Regions from separate parts of the Homo sapiens genome. Here region 2 is linked to region 1. Evidence: chromatin loops called from intact Hi-C (ENCODE). Cell type or tissue: prostate gland. All regions are shown on one strand.

What was found. Peaks named below come from ENCODE experiments on the same cell type or tissue, not always from the same donor. Only the 100,000 strongest peaks of a DNase experiment are listed, where the experiment ranks them.
Region 2: a loop joins it to region 1, with 4 times the contacts of the local background. A loop is called at or near these places in 4 of 110 quality-filtered maps.

What each region holds. Positions count from the first base shown.
Region 1 is chr18:59,693,794-59,701,793 of GRCh38, forward strand. CCBE1 (collagen and calcium binding EGF domains 1) reads right to left here and starts at 3,630. Exons shown (of 11, transcript NM_133459.4): 1 at 3,419-3,630; 2 at 2,836-2,916. The coding sequence starts at 3,549. In prostate gland, a CTCF peak has its summit at 3,648 (motif pointing right); a DNase peak (open chromatin) is centred at 3,638; H3K4me3 peaks cover 1,896 bases; H3K27ac peaks cover 1,811 bases.
Region 2 is chr18:59,563,211-59,571,210 of GRCh38, forward strand. All of the region lies in intron 2 of CCBE1 (collagen and calcium binding EGF domains 1), which reads right to left. Among named protein-coding and RNA genes, the nearest start is that of CCBE1, 130 kb to the right of the region's middle. In prostate gland, no CTCF peak of the experiment used is centred here; no DNase peak of the experiment used is centred here.

The DNA of each region.
Region 1 (8,000 bases):
CCACAGCCTCAGTGAAAATTGTTTTATTAGTGTTTCCTACACACGAGAATATTTCTTGTTAAAGGAAAGCCTTTTTTTTTTTTTTTTTTTTTTTTTTGAGACAGAGTCTTGCTCTGTCACCAGACTGGAATGCAGTGGCGAGATCTCAGCTCACTGCAACCTCCGCCTCCTGGTTTCAAACTATTCTCCTGCCTCAGCCTCCCAAGTAGATGGTACTACAGGTGTGTGCCACCACACCATGCTAATTTTTGTATTTTTAGTAGAGACGGGGTTTTATCATGTTGGCCAGAATGGTCTCGATCTCTTGACCTCATGACCCACCCACCTCCGCCTCCCAAAGTGCTGGGATTACAGGCATGAGCCACCGCACCCGGCCTAGTAACTTTTTTAAAGTCATTTTTAAACACACTTCAAGTTCAGAAGTGGCTTCCAGAGTTCCTTCACTTGTGCTGAAAACCATTCACCAACAGCCACCTGGTAAAGAGAATTCTATACAGTCAAAGAACATTCCATCATCAGTAATGCTGTATTACTTACAGCTCAATTCAAAGTAACCTTTAAAGACTGGCTTCCTGGAATGCTGGTTCTTTATCTCACTTTAGTTTAACCTTTAGTTTAGTGAGGTAGGAGAGCTAACTGTTTGGTCAACTGAAAGGCCTCCATGCTCCTTTAAGGATCTGTCTAAATAGGTCTGCATGCGTCCTGGGGATGAGGACACTGGTTTCTTACAGCAGTGCTTCAAGATTTTATGCATCTCTCATTAAGACAGATTCTGATTTAAGAGATCTGGGGGCAGAGGCCCAGGATTCCAACAAGCTCCCAAAATCATGCTGTGCGGCTGGTTTCCAGATGATACTTGAGGTAGTGAGGGTATAAAGGGCTAGGACAATCAAGTCACAAACTAAGGAAAATAATATCCTCTATTCTTGGGATTCAAGAAGAGTAGATTATAGAAACAGGATAAGACCAACGGAATACAGAGAACTCTCGACTTCCATAGAGAAAATAGATCTAAAAACAAAATCTAAGATCTTTTCATATACACAAGGATCAACACCACTTTCAAGCTGAAAGCATCGTTTCCCATTCCTTTAAACAAAGTTCTTTATTCTCCTTGATATAAAATGTCATTTTTGCGAGATCTCATAGCAATTTGAGTAGCTATTAGTGAAAACACATGCCAAGGTGCTGCTAGTGTCTCCTGTTCAAAGAGTATAAAAGAAACACCACACTGCTTTAAGAAGTCTGGAAAAGATGACAGTAATGGCATTAACAAACAATCAGGCACCAAATGGTTTCTGAAAATCTAACATGCATTCTGTAACTGTCACTGATTTATGTGAAGTCCGACCTTCAGGGACTGAAAAAATGAGCAAACCATCTCAGAGACATTTCCCATGTTAAATTCGAGGCTTTATACTGTGCTGATAGGAAAACAATGTGTCCTAAGAAACACTGTGGTCGTGTGGATGAAAGACACGGCTGGAACCAGGCAAGCAATCCTGCTGCCAGCACCACCAGGTCACTTCACCAGCTCGGTGACCTTGCTCACCCAGTTAGCCTCTTTAAGTCTTAACCTGCCAATTGAACATACTCCTTTCTCCTCTACTACCTCTCTCATTTTGTTCAGCATTCACCCCCCGCACACGCCAAGAGAAAGGAGCCTTTCCTAAGCCCAAGGAGTGACTTGATTTGCCTGATTATTGTCCCTTCACTGCCAACAACAGATTTAAGAGCAGAAGTACGCGATGTAACTGATGGTGCTTTTGCACCCATAAACTGACAGCCGTGGAACCACTTGGTCTGAACCTTTGGGTATATGAAATGCTCTCACCTGCAAGAAACGCTATGATTGATTCACAGGCTACAACCTTATAAGGAATAAAACATTGTTTTCTTTCAAGTTCGTTTCTAGGGACTGCTGCGTTACCTTGTACTACTCAGTATTTATCCTGGCAACCCGAACAGAGCATGTGAGTCTCCAGAGACAGTCAGGTGTGGGCATATGATCACATTACCTTGTACAGCGCCTCTAAAACGCAGATATCCAATAAACGTTTATGGGTGCATGTTCCCCTATCCAGTGAGAGCACTGGAACAGAACCAAGAATTCAATGGTGAAAAACCTAAATCAACCCTCATCTCCAAAAGGCTGCAAGCAGAACAGTGGTTCTCTCCTTTCAGAGACAAGAACCACCTGGGGAACATTTTATAACTACCGATTCCCTAGCCCCATCCACGCTTAGTTTTAACAAGCACCCGGGTCACTCATTTAACAAATACCCAGGTGAATCTGTGGCCCACATTTTTAGAAAGACTTTTTTCCTCTGCCCCAACAATCTTTTTGTTTTCACTCAACACAACCACTCACAATCCTCCCCCTACTTTTTTGTCCAGAGGCCGTGACAGCCACACTCTGCCCCAACAGAAGGTCAGAAGACAGACAAGTGCCAAGAATTGCCTTGTTGACGCTGTACTTTCAAAACAAAACACAAATACGAAAGCAGCCACCCGTGTTTGCTATGCCCCACTGTTTACACCCAAAATCCAATCCAATCTCCTTCACAGACTTCCACACAAGTATTTCAGGGAGCGGCAACCATCCTCAGGATCTCAGGGCACACACCCTAGACGCAAAGTCAGTTGCTCAGTGTTGCTCTGACTCCGATCCAACCAACCCTCAAAGATTCGCACCGCGCGGCACGCACCCAGCAGGTTCCAGCGTAAAAGCTGCTCCGGTCCCAAGCGCGTCTCCAAACCCCTCCTTTACAGCGCCGCCTCCCCAGCCAGCCCCGGTGCGCAGTGGCGAACAGCCCGCAGAGCCCCCAGGCTTACCTGTAGCATGTGGTGAGCTCGCCTGAAGACTTCAGACACGGGTATTTAGTCGTCGCGATTTTGCTCTCTGAGCAGATTTCTCTATGAAAAAGTGCAGAGGAAATGTTCGATTCTCAGCGGGAGAGCGGAGGCGGGCAGCGCGCGCTGGGGAATCCCTGGCGCGTGGGGATCGCCAGGCTCCCCGTCCCGGCGCTCTGGGCAGGGGCTGGTCCCCAAACGCGTACGCGGGGCAGACTCCGGCCACAGGGACGAGCCACGCGAGGGTCACGACGAAGCGAACCAGCTCCAGGAGAAAGGAAGCGGGGTTCACGAGCTGTGCCAGCCAGTGTGGCACCCGGGGGGAGGCAGGAACGCGGGGCGAAGGGTATCCCTGACGCGACCCACGGATGGCAGGGCGCAAAGGCTGATACCCGGGAGCGGAGGGAAGTGTCGCCCAGGACAGCTGAGCACTCTCCTTATCCCCGGAGAAGTGAGGGCGTGCGGATCGCTGTGGGAGTGGGCGCCGGGGAGGACCGCCCGCACCCCGCGAGCCGGGCGCGCATCAAGCAGGAGCTCGCCCTCCGCTGGGGCTTGCAGCGCTTACCTGTCGCCGTCCTCCGGCTCCTCTCTGTAGGTCCACGTGTGTCCCAACGCCAGGAGCAGCAGCAGCGGACCCAGGCTCCTGCCCAGCTGGCCCCTGGCAGCTCCTCCCCGGCTCGGAGGCGGCGGCACCATCAGGGAAGCTCCCGGCTTCTTCCCAGCGCCGAGCTCCGTCCGGACCAAGCGTCCTGCTCCTCCGCGGCCGCCGCCGCCTTCCCTCTTCCCGGCAGGGGGCGCCGGAGAGCAGGGGCGTTTGCACCACCTGCACGGGGAGCAGGGGTCCGGAATATTATGGGGCTGGGGGGAAAATGAGGCTAGGAGTTGGGGTATCGGATGCAAACCCAGCAGAGAAGCAGGTAAAGGGGGTACCTGCGGTGTCCGGCTGGCGCGAGGGCCCTGAGGTTCAAGTTGTCTCGTCGGGACGTTCACGTCCGATTGACAGACTTGCTGGACTCGGCTTGGGGCTGCGCCCTCGCCTCTTCCCTCTCCCTCCTCTGGGAGAAGCGCGCAGGGTGGGGAAAGCGGGCGGTTGTTTGCATTTTGCACCAGGGTCTCACGACCGGGAGGAGGAGGAGCTGATTCTCCACCGGGGAGAAGAGGGAGGGGGAAGAGAGGGGTTAATAAGCTTCCTTCCTGTTGTCCATGGGTTTCTAAAGCCCAGGGTCAGGCCAGTGTTCGTCTTTCCTCCGTGAGGACCTACCCTGAGATTTGCAACTATCTTAGTCTTCTTTTCTCTTAGATTATGTGAGGAAGGAGGAGTTGAAAGGCTACAACGGGCCTCTCAAATTGTTCAAACCTGAAATAGCGCTATTTATATAGTGTAATCACTCTTCCTTAAAACCTTTAGAAGAAAGTTCTCTGGTTGTTTCATTGGTCAATAAACCATGCGCTGTCTTCTTCATAACTCGAGTTCGGAACAAGTAAGGAGGTCTTTCTGGGAGCCTTACATCTCCTTGTCCTGAGCGGCTTTAATACTGTTTCCACGCCGCGCACATCAGAGCTGGAAACGCCCCCCCCCATCAAATGAGACACGTGGGGGCAAATTAATTACAGGTGCTGCTACCTGCTAGTGTATGCAGCCGCGTTGATAGGTAACAAGAAAACGGAGGAGGGGGGCCGTAAATCGGCTCCCTTGACGGTGACCCTAATTGTAATTCGTGTGTCAGCAACTTAACACTTTGTTGCGCTTTAGGAGTTTTCTCAGCCTTTTCCAGAGAAACTGGGGACGTGGATGTGGCCCAGAAATAAGTTGAAAAAGGAAAAGTTCTAATGCCTAAGCTCTAAAATATGCGTGGTTCTGCATCTCACAGGACAACGAGGTAAAAAGGTGGCTTGTTCACAAGTGACCGGTGTGTAAATTGGTTAGGTAAGCACATATTTTGATATACAGAATATGCTGGTCAACTGAGAATTACCACACATATCACATACACATTGACTTTTTTTTTTTTTTGAGACGGAGTCTCACTCTGTCGCCCAGGCTGGAGTGCAGTGTCTCGATCTTGGCTCACTGCAACCTCCGCCTGCCGGGTTCAAGAGATTCTTCTGCCTCAGCACCCCAAGTAGCAGGGATTACAGATGCATGCTTCCACACCCGGCTAATTTTTGTATTTTTAGTAGAGACAGAGTTTCACCATGTTGGCCAGGCTGCTCTTAAACTCCTGGCCTCAAGTGATCTGCCCAACTCGGCCTCCCAAAGTGCTGGGATTACAGGCGTGAGCCATAGCAGCCAGCCCACACTGATATTTTTGATAGCAATGACATTGTCATTCTTCCGTAGAATGCTATGTCTTTTCCTAAGATTTTTCATATTCAAGATTTTATTTGGTTCCCACAATATCCCTTCAATCTGAGCATCTGATTTCTTAGTTCTGTGAGGTGTGTTTTTTGTTGGCTTATTTTACAAAACTTACATATTCGGAAGACCACCCACTTGATATTAAAATATGACACTGCTACTTAACACAAATGAGTTAATTTTTATTTGATAATTCAGAAGACATTTCAGGATGTTGCAAAACTGGAGAGTGATCATCATGAGGTCAGAAAAAAAAAACCATGAGGTCAGAAAAAACTGGATTCAAACTCAGGCTGTTTGGTTTCCTGGAGGAGTGATCTGAAGCAATTTACTTCTGACACTCTGTTTTCTCATCTGTAAAATGGGGAAATATCTCTCATCAATTTTTATGAGTATTAAATGAAGCAATGCTTCTATAGCATTTTGTTTATCATGCCTGGCATATGTTGAGTGCCCTGTAAACATTATTACTTGTAACGTAATTATTGTATTGCACAGAACTTTAAGTTTTTGCCTTCTAGCCTTCTAGCTTTTCACTTCCTAGATATATAGGAATCCACTTTATAACAGTTGTTTGGGTTCCTAAAGACAGACCTCACTAAGCACATGAGGAAGAAACCCCTTCTGGGGCTTATGATAATTGTATCTCTTCAGATTGTGACAAAAAAGTGTTTGATATCCATCTTGGAAGGGAGAGGCCATCTTGTAATCTGGTAGGAGGTTCTATTTTTAATTCCTTACCAATTACTGTATCTTGACAACTTGCTGTCTTTTTTCTCATCTTTACGCATTTTATTCTTCTACTGTTGCATTGTGGACGTTAGTTCTACAAGTAACAGAGCGTGGTATAGGAGATTAATTATCAGTTTCATTAAATAGTTACTAGGCCACAAGTGCAGACCTGCAGCATTTCAGGGAAAGTGATTCAGGCTGCAAAATGATAACAGCAAAACCATTATACACAGCTGTGTGGCAGAAGATTGGCATCAGAGCTGACTTTGCCACCTTTTTATTTTCAGCTCCTGGTGCTGAGTGCCTATGAGAATAAGGGGTTAGAGAAGTTGCTGGGGCCCAGCAAACAGCTCAGGTTTGCACAGGGAGGAAATCCCAACGGTGGGTGGTCAGAGCATTTCATACATTTCTGTAAGAGGTGATCTGGAGCCGAAACCTTCTGAAAAACCTTTGCCTAGAGGCCTGTAATTTCAACCTACTGCCAGCTACTGACAGCATGGGGTGCAGTGAGGAGTTGCTTGTCCGGGGAGCACTGCCAAGCCGGAAAGAGCTATGGATGGCCATATATGGATACCTGCCCCCAAAAAGCTAAATACTCCTGTAAAAGACAAAATCTGCATTGCCCAGGCTGCGGGCTGCATGGGAGATGTCAGTGCTGGGGCTGACTGGTGGGAGCCTCAAGGGTGCTGAGTTTTCTTTCCTCCCTTCTAGACCATGTGCAAGCCCAGGCCTGCCCTGTCCCCTCACCTATGAAACACTGGCCTGAGAGAACATGCCATCCACCTCTTTCATAGGAGTGTTACAAAGATTAATGATAGGGCCCTAAATGCTCCTTGGGGGAGGCCGTGTGTGATTATGTGATTATTTCTTTTCAGCATACCACTCTCTGCAAAGTTTTTCATAAAGATCTGTCAGTTTCCCTGAAACAAACCAGAGAGCAGATAGTTATACAATTTACTGTGTCCTGGGGATGTGGGGCTGTGTCTGGGGCTTTCTAGTGCATACTATGTTATAGGTTAGAATCCCTGGTAGACCAGGTATTGTTAAGTAGTACTGCTGCATGTTGCCTGGGGGTGGGGTGACTGGCTGGAGAATAGAGAGACGGCTGCGTACAAAAGTAAAGTGAAAGGAAAAAAGAAAAGTAAACACCAGGACACAGGGCAGAGAATATGCTTCTAAATAAAATCAGTTGTCTCTTCTCAGTTTTAAGGGACTCCAACATCTTATTTGAAGAAAATCAGAATATAAAGAACAGACCACCACCAACTGGGACAATTCATTTCACCATTTAAAGATTTTCCTATAAAAAGGATTTGTGGTGGCTGACAAAAAATAAACTATTGTGTGTGTGTGTGTGTGTGTGTGTACATATGTACACAAAGTGTATGTAGTATAGGGCAAAATTAGACAAAGAAATTAAGGCAAAGGAAAAATCAGGATCAAACAGTAAAATAAAGCTGATGTTATGTTAATTGGCAGGGCTGTATAAGCAGAAAGTCCTGGGCCACGTTTCAAGCAGATCACAAGTCGGTTCTCAAATTCTCAGAAGTCAACTCAGGATAATTACATGATCAGTCATGAGATTCAAGGTAACCATAAAAGAAAAGCCTATAAATTGCTTGGAAAAAATGACAGTTTGTTCCCCCGGTCTCCCTGAAATATAGCAACAGTCACCTAACTGTAAGGTAAGGTGAAACAAAGCTCAACAAGTGTGGGTAAAGTTCATATTGTACTGTGAGTGATAGGCATACGATAAGATATCCCTAAAACAAAGAATTGCCCTGATACCTTTCCTTCAGTTTCAGTTTTGATTGACGTATATAGGCAGGTCTGCTTAGAGAATTAGGGTTACATCTTGGAAGGTGTGAAAGTGTGCCAGTCTCCAAACCATTGTGGGGGACTGTTTGAGGCAAGAAGAATAAAAAAAAAAGTTTTTAAAACAGTAAATGGATGTTAAAGCCCTGGTTTTTGGGCGTGTATATTACCTTTTCACTAAGCCTGTCTTAGTTTTAACTTGCACAAATTCTGAAAGTTGATTGAAGCTGTTGGTCTCTGG
Region 2 (8,000 bases), 130 kb before region 1:
GTTTCCAATATAAAACCCCAACTCTGCTTGTTAGAATACATGTGGATGGGGGTTGGGGGGAAGAATAGAACAAATCTGCTAAAAATAAGCACAATTAGTTTTTCTTGATTTTTTAAAATACTATTTGTTTGCTACTTGTGCATTCATTTGGCCATCTGGCCAACATTTGGAAGCAGACTATCAGTAGCAAGCATCCAGGGTATTTACGAAATTATAGAAAAATTGAAGTAAAAATTCAGCCATATTTTTTTCTGTGAATCAGGAAGATAACATCACTATTTGATTCTGGCTGTGGGCCTACTCAGACAGGCTCAAAGGGCACCAGAGGCTGAGAAGCAGTAGACCCTACAGGGCAAGGCCCCTGCTGGTATAAGTGGATCAGCTTCAGTGGACGCCTGGAAGCTCAGCACCAGGGCTATGATTCCAGTCACCAAGTCTTTGTTGAATGCCTACTAGCAACACAGAATTCTCATGCCACTGAGGTCATAAAAGATGATCAGAAGCCAGTTCTTCCCAACAAAGGAACTTAGGATTTACAAGTCAGTAAAACATGTGCAACATTTCCAGAAATGTACCAGAGTTGTTCGTGATCATAACCCCAAATCATTGGTACCTCGATGTTTAGAGGGGAAACAGCATTGGCTGGGCAAGCTGGGGCAGGGAACGTGATGAACAGTGGGCTGGAATAAGTTAACTGGAGGAGGGGAGGCGTCTCAGGAAGGGAGAATAGCATGAACAGCAGCATAGACGTGAGAATAACCATCTGGAGTGATGAACCTATGCTGAGTAGAAAGTTCCAGAAGGCTGCATAAGGGAGGTGTGTGAACAGCAGAAGCAGGACAAACCTGAGATGGTGAGACATTCTTCCCAGGGCAATCTGACTCTAGGAGCCACATAAAGACAATCTTTATAACTATCAGCAGCTTAAAGCCTGATTTCCTCTTAACTCTAAAACTTTCCTTTCGAAAGTGTTTCATTTATATTTACAAGTTTAATACAAAGTTACACAAAATTCATATTTTATAGAAATGCATAAAGAATGAAGGGTAAATTCCTCTTTAATCCTATCTAGACAATCGTCATTTGACATAATTCTCTCAACTTTATACTTCCTATGCACTAATTATATAAATGAGATCACAAAATGAGATACTATATATATACACACACACATATAAACACTGTGTTTTTACTTTGTATATTGAATATTTTCCATTGTCAGTACATAGAGCTGCATATTATTTCATCATATGACTAGATCATGGTCATTAAACCATTTCTATACTAGTATATTTAATGAGAAAACTAGAAACAACCTAAATATATGACAATGTCTTCAGTACTTTCTTTGTACCCTTCAGAAGGTATCTATTACTAACTGGCTTGTATTTCACTGATCTTACCAACTATTTTATGAAGTCTTTGGGATTCGTGTGAAACATCTATGTCTTTCATAGCATCTGGCACAGTCTTCCGGACAGAGGGTGTGTTCAAATACTGCAGCTGGAATGAAGACGATGAACACTGAGGCCATATGAGGTTGGCTGGGGAAAGGAGAAACTGAAGACCATTGAGAAAGGCTGATCATTTGCTAATGCAGGGTCAAAGTGATGACAGCCTGGCCTTGGTCCATGGTGGTAGAAGTAGAACATAAAGAATAGATCTAGGAGGGATTTAAAGGCCATCAACAGGGGGACTGCAAAGTATATGTTCAAGCATCAGTCACATGAATCTCAGCTAAAACCCATAAACATGATGGCTTGGAAAATCCAGCGTGATCACTGCAACAGAACTGAGTAGTCAGCCTTGTTCCCTTGCTCATGATGGGCTTGGCTAACACAAGCCCCTGAGGGAGAAAGGTGAGCACAGGGGAGAACAGACAGTGAGGTAGAGGCAAGGGCCACCCTTCAGGGGAGCACGAGGAGTCCACTCTGGAGTCTGTCATGCTTGTGGTCTTCTTGGTTAACTCTGAGTGTCAAAAATGTAGGTAGGTAGAGGAGGGAGGGAGGAAGGGGAGTAGAAAAGAGAATGACCAGGGCTGGGGTTTAGTCAGATGAAGGCTGTCAGAGTTCTAGGAAGTGTTTTGTTCAGAACAGGGCTCCAACCAATGGCACAGGACTGGGGATCAAGGTCTGGCCCTCAATGAAGAGCATCAGAGAAGGGCTGCAAAGGGCTGTGTTGGGTCCACAGCAAGAAAGATGTGGTACGAGGTAGACAAAGGGCTGTCACTCAGGCTGGGTAACCAGGGGCGAGGGGCAGGCTGGGCCACAATGTCCATAACTCACTCTCTACAGCCCAGCCCCACACCTGGCCCCACTGAGGCCTACTGCACATAGTGCCTGACCTTAGAATTAGGACCAGCTTTGTAATTTGCCTGGCCCAGTGCAAGATGAACCTATGGGACACCTCATTTAAAAAATTAAGAATTTTCAAGATGGCGACAGCAAAGCATTAAACTAAGCATAGGGCCCTTTTAAGTAAGCATCAGGCCCTGTGCAAAAACCCAGACCCTGTAGCTAAGAGGGGAAGACGGGTTGTCACTAGATTTTTTTTTTTTCTTTTTTTAAGAACAGTACAGATAAACAGCCTGTTCTCTTCTGAAACACACTGCTGGGTTTTCAAGCTTTTTTCTCCCCAAAGAAAATCGAATGCAAAACTCAACCTAATGCATAAAATAGTCTCAGGTGCATCTTCTCAGGCTGTTACGTCAGGGCTCCTGAACTCCCCCATCCCCCAAATGCATTGCCAAAGACCCCGAGTCACTACCTCTGACCTTGGAGACCCAAAAGGCAGTGTTAAAGCTCACTGCAGTAGGCTCTATTATCTTGCATAAGAGAACAGTGAATAAGAAAAAGCCATATCTGGTAACTGAGAGTGAAATACCCAGGACACACACTGCAACAGCAACCGTGGCTACCAGGGTGCCCCGCAGGCAGCAGGTCAGGAAATCAATCAGATGCATGGTTTCCACATCATTCTACCACAGTATCATTTTCTTTCCACCCACAGGGTGACACACAATGTCTCTTCCAGGGCCATTCATAACATAACCATTTTCATTATTTAAATAAAGTCCCTGGGTCAGTCACTTGTCTCTTGTGACCATCTTTGAGAGAAAATTTCCAGCAAGGAAACAATATGGAGCAGGCTTGCTTAATAGGCTCATATGCATAATCTACCACTCACCCTAATTAAAACTACCTTTAGAAAAGCTATAAAATGGAAGCAAAAATAAAAAAAAAATTAAAAGTCAACCTAAGATGATGGAAGTACCATGACATGAAACAACTGTAACTTTAAATCGCCAGATTTATCCTTAATACATGGTTTTCAGGCATTTGTTTGGAAAAGGCACTGATAAAGTAGGAAAGAAGTACTCAACTGTCTTGAGAAAGGAACTGAGCTGTTCTGTTCTGGTGTAGATTGCCAAAGATCATGTTTGCAAATGCTGCTAATCTTATCTGAACATATTAATAAAGTCCCTAAATCCTCCTATTAAGAAATACTACCACTGACAGTGCAGCTGGCTAACATTTGCTTCTTAAATGCTATCACCACTCTCTTTTTTTGTCCAACCCCCACCCGCTGCTGCCCCAACCCCCAAGAAAAAAAATGATGGCTGCTTCCTGGAATGTTTAGCTACCAAAAAAATCTCTAAAGCCTCAGAAGACATTGTGAGAGAACGATGATGAAAGTCGGGGTGAAATGAACAATTAAGATAAACTATGCAGAATTCTTTTTAAAGAACGAGCCTCATAAAGCTACCATGTTAGGACCACAAATCATTCTGCAGATTATTTCCCCTCTATCTGTAAGCAAAGAGGTGAGAGGATTAGGTCATTTCTAAGGTCTCCTCTCATCATGATGTCCTGGATTTATTGAAAGAGGTTTTAAACGCATTTTTTCTTTTCTTTTCTTTTTTTTTGAAATGGAGATTAGCTCTGGTTGCCAAGGCTGGAGTGCAGTGGTGTGATCTCGGCTCACTGTAACCTCTGCTTCCCAGGTTCAAGCGATTCTCCTGCTTCAGCCTCCCAAGTAGCTGGGAGGCTACCATACCCAGCTACCCTACCCACCACCATACCCAGCTAATTTTTTGTATTTTTAGTAGAGATGGGGTTTCGCCATGTTGGCCAGGCTGGTCTCAAACTCCTGACCTCAGGTGATCCATCCGCCTTGGCCTCCCAAAGTGTTGGGATTACAGGCGTGAGCCACTGCGCCTGGCTGCATTTTCTTTTATTTACTCTATTTCATTAGACATTTCTTGCTTGTGTGCCTAAGTTAGCTAATGGGGAAATCCAGCAGACAGCGATGGGAAGCAAATGATTGCAGTCATGCTTTTTCCTTGACTCCATCTCAAGACCCATCCCACGCTGCAACCCAAGTGGATCGGGTTTTAATGTAGCAATTCTATCAGTGACCCATGCTCTGCTGGTCACTGACACCCCTTCTGTGTGTCATTTTCCAGGGCTGATGATATCCTACGTTCTGCCTAAAATTGTCTGAAACTCTATTCATGACTTGCCAACTACGTGACTTTGCTCACTACCACCACCACACTGTTCTGTTACTGACAGGGAAAAAGATGATCGTACTTAAAAGTCATTGCCAACAGTGTGCAGATTTAAAGCAGGCCCAACAACTCCTTCCAGGTTTTATCAGCAGACACATATCACATACAGAAGCATCCATCCCTTTCCTAATGCTATTTTTAAATTGTTGTATTTTAAAATTTTCTTCATTTGTTTTTGAACTTTCTTCTTGCTCATAGATTTTTAGAAATCGCTGTGGTAGCTATTCTTTTTCTATTTTTTTAAGTCCGAATTCATATAGAGAGAACCACGGTTAGGAGAATCCTTTTCAGGGCAAGAGTGGGTTTCTGCAGGGGTTCTTCTGGCACTTTCCAAACCTGAATGTCTCCAAGTCCTGATATCTCAAATTATCTGGCAGAAATAAGAGGCCTATTTTTTTTTTTTTGGCAGAATGTGAGGTTCTGCCCTGTTGTAACAATGCTGTCTTCTCACAAACTACTCATGTGCCCTATAAGAAGATAACCCACAATCCCTGATTCTGCTTTATTCAATGACTAGCTACTGCACAGACCGTGTAAATGGACAGGACAGCCAGAGAGGTGAGTGGGAAGTTTAGTACAGATGTGACTGAAAACACTTGGTATTACTTCTCCCCAAGACTTCTCGAAAGGAGCTAGCACAGAGTATTGGTGAACAGACTTCTGAGCACCTTTTTCTATGTGGCCTCCAAGAAGAAACCAATGGACTATTTACTTTTCTACTTAGCAAGGTTTCAAGAGACTCTCTAATAACATAAGTCTTCTGATTACTCCCTTTCTTGATCATGAGAACTAGGGAGAAGATGGCTAAACTGAAGCAACTTGGAGCTAGAAGATAGGCTGCATCTGCTCAGTTCACCTGCGCAGACCAAAAACAGTGCACGCTGTAGGCGGCCCAGTCCAGCTGAATTTCATCAGATGGGCATGTGTTTCCTTCCCCAACTGCTGGCCTCAGCTTCTCAGAAGGTAATGTATTGAGCCAAGGTGAGCCCTGCAGGTGATCACCTGGACACCTCTGCCCATCTGTGAGAGTGAACAGCATGCTTACTACTGTGGTAGGCTGCAGTGCCACAGCAAGCTGATTCACACGTAAAGGACATGGGCAGGCCATGAGTTCTCTCTATCCAGGGACATCTTGCCAACTAAACCTCCCACCTGCCACCTCCACCTTAGTCCTGCCTGAGTGTGCTCTCACCCACTACCTTCACGGATGTCTCTGCGTCTCTGTTCACTGGCTGTTTCCACTCTCAAACCTACTTCCTTTTCCTCTCTGCAGAGGGGTGCATCTCGGGTTATCTCCAAACGATGTTCGATTCCACTCTCTCCTTTTATTCAAACAATTCTCCTCACATGAGTGGCTACCCAGCAAGTCTGGCTCTCCCTCCAGCAACCCAATCTAGAAAGCTATAGCATCTGTCTCATAAGGGCTGGGTTGGCTGTGGTTCATTAAGAAGGTATTAAGCACTTTATTGTACCAGCTTGCCAGAAACCGAAGACTCCTTCTAAATCTGTTGCTTCACCTGATGCCGATTTTACTAGCAGTCTGTCCTAAAAATGGTATATCTGGTAATAAAAACAGATATTTTGAGCACCTATTAGATTTCAGATGCCATGAACTATTCACTAGTTGATTTATCTTTTGCATCTATTCATCAATTCCTTTATTTTTTGCACTAGCACTGCAAGCCAGATACAAACTCCCAATTTACAGATAAGAAAACAGAATGTCAAAGAGGAAGTAGCTGAAATAACACAGCTAGTAAATTAGAGTCAAAATGAGGCACAAAGCCCAAATTCTTTTTTACACAATGTTGAACACAGATGTTATTTTTAGCAATTCATCTCCCCCCGCCCTTTTAAAAAAAAAAAAAGAGACAGGGTCTTGCTCTGTGGCTCAGGATAGAGTACAGCAGCACAATCAATCATAGCCTACTGCAGCTTCAAACTCCCAGGCTCAAGCCATCCTCCCACCTCAGTCTCCTAAGTAGCTGAGATTACAGGTGCTCAACACCATGCCTAGCTAATTTTGTTTTTGTAGAGATGGAGTCTTGCTCTGTTACCCAGGCTGGTCTTAAACTCCTGGCCTCAAGTGATCCTCCTGTCTGGGCCTCCCAAAACACTGGGATTAGAGGAGTGAACCACTGCACCCGGCCTCAGCTCCCTTTTCTTAGGCAAGTATCACTACCCAGATAATGCCAGATTCTACAACTTCTTTCTCTCATTCTTAAACAGAATATCAAAGGCATTTTCTACTTTTGAAGATCTGTTACTCTTCATTTGCCTGTCATTTGACAAGCTCTTCCTGAACACACGCTCCACATTGTTTTAGATGTGGTGAGAAATAGCAAAGGGTAAAGAATATTCATTTCCTTTAGGAGCTTAGGATCTAGCCTGGGAGAGGGAGTTTCTGCTAGATCACTCTGATATGAATAATTAAGTAGGAAGCTGCACACCACTGACCAATGCTGTCATCAAGCACAACCCACAAGGGAGAGGAACAATAAGGTGGTGCTGGGGAACATGAACCCACACAAAAGAGACACAAAACGTTTAGTGAGGTCAAGCAGGGCCACCCTCAGACCATCTGCTCTGTGGGGAGGGGCTTTGAAAGCCAGGCCTCAAAGCCAGTACTTAAGATAGTCAGCCACCAGTTTTTGATGAGGGGCATCAATCATGTCTAAGGAGTGCCTGTCTCTGGTCTGCTGGCTGTAACACTTCTGGATTCTGCGAGACTTTGCATACATTCTCTTGGATTTGACGTAAGCTCCAGACAGCAGTGAGCAAGACTTGTTACCAGGATCCCTGAGATCACAGTGAGGGGAAGGAGAGTATTCTGCGACACTGCCAGGGCAGTGACCTCTCAAGAAAATGAAAGGGAAGTCATCCTTGGAGATGTGCTGGCGGGGGTGGGGCAGGACCTCCCAAGGGCCTCAGGCAGCTCATTAACGTGATATTAAATTGCTCTGTGTGTGAGGTTTTCAGAAAGGACAAAGGACAGAACTGCTGCTGAGCCAAGGAATCAGAGCAGAATCCCAGCACACTGGCTCCAGGAGAGCCGGACGTCCCCTAGGCTGCCCACCAACCAGGATGAAAATCGAGACATCAGAGCCTCTGTCATTTATATGGTCCCCTAGCAGTGCCCTGGGCCTGAATCCTACAAAGCTGGTCCTTCAGCTGGGAGCCATATTGCTTCAATTTCATGCTCCATCACAAGAGTAAGTCGACTGCTGAGTTGTAACGTATGAACTTCAGCCAGAAATTCACCCTCCCACTTCTGAGTATAATAGCAGTCAGTCCCTAGGAGTGAAATGTGCTCCTTTTTTGGGTCAACAGTAGAGCAAGCCAGAATTAACGCAGCCCTTTTAGAAGTCATCTTGCTAATGACATCAGGAAAGGTTGAAGCATTTGGCAAGTAATCGTATATTATTGCTTT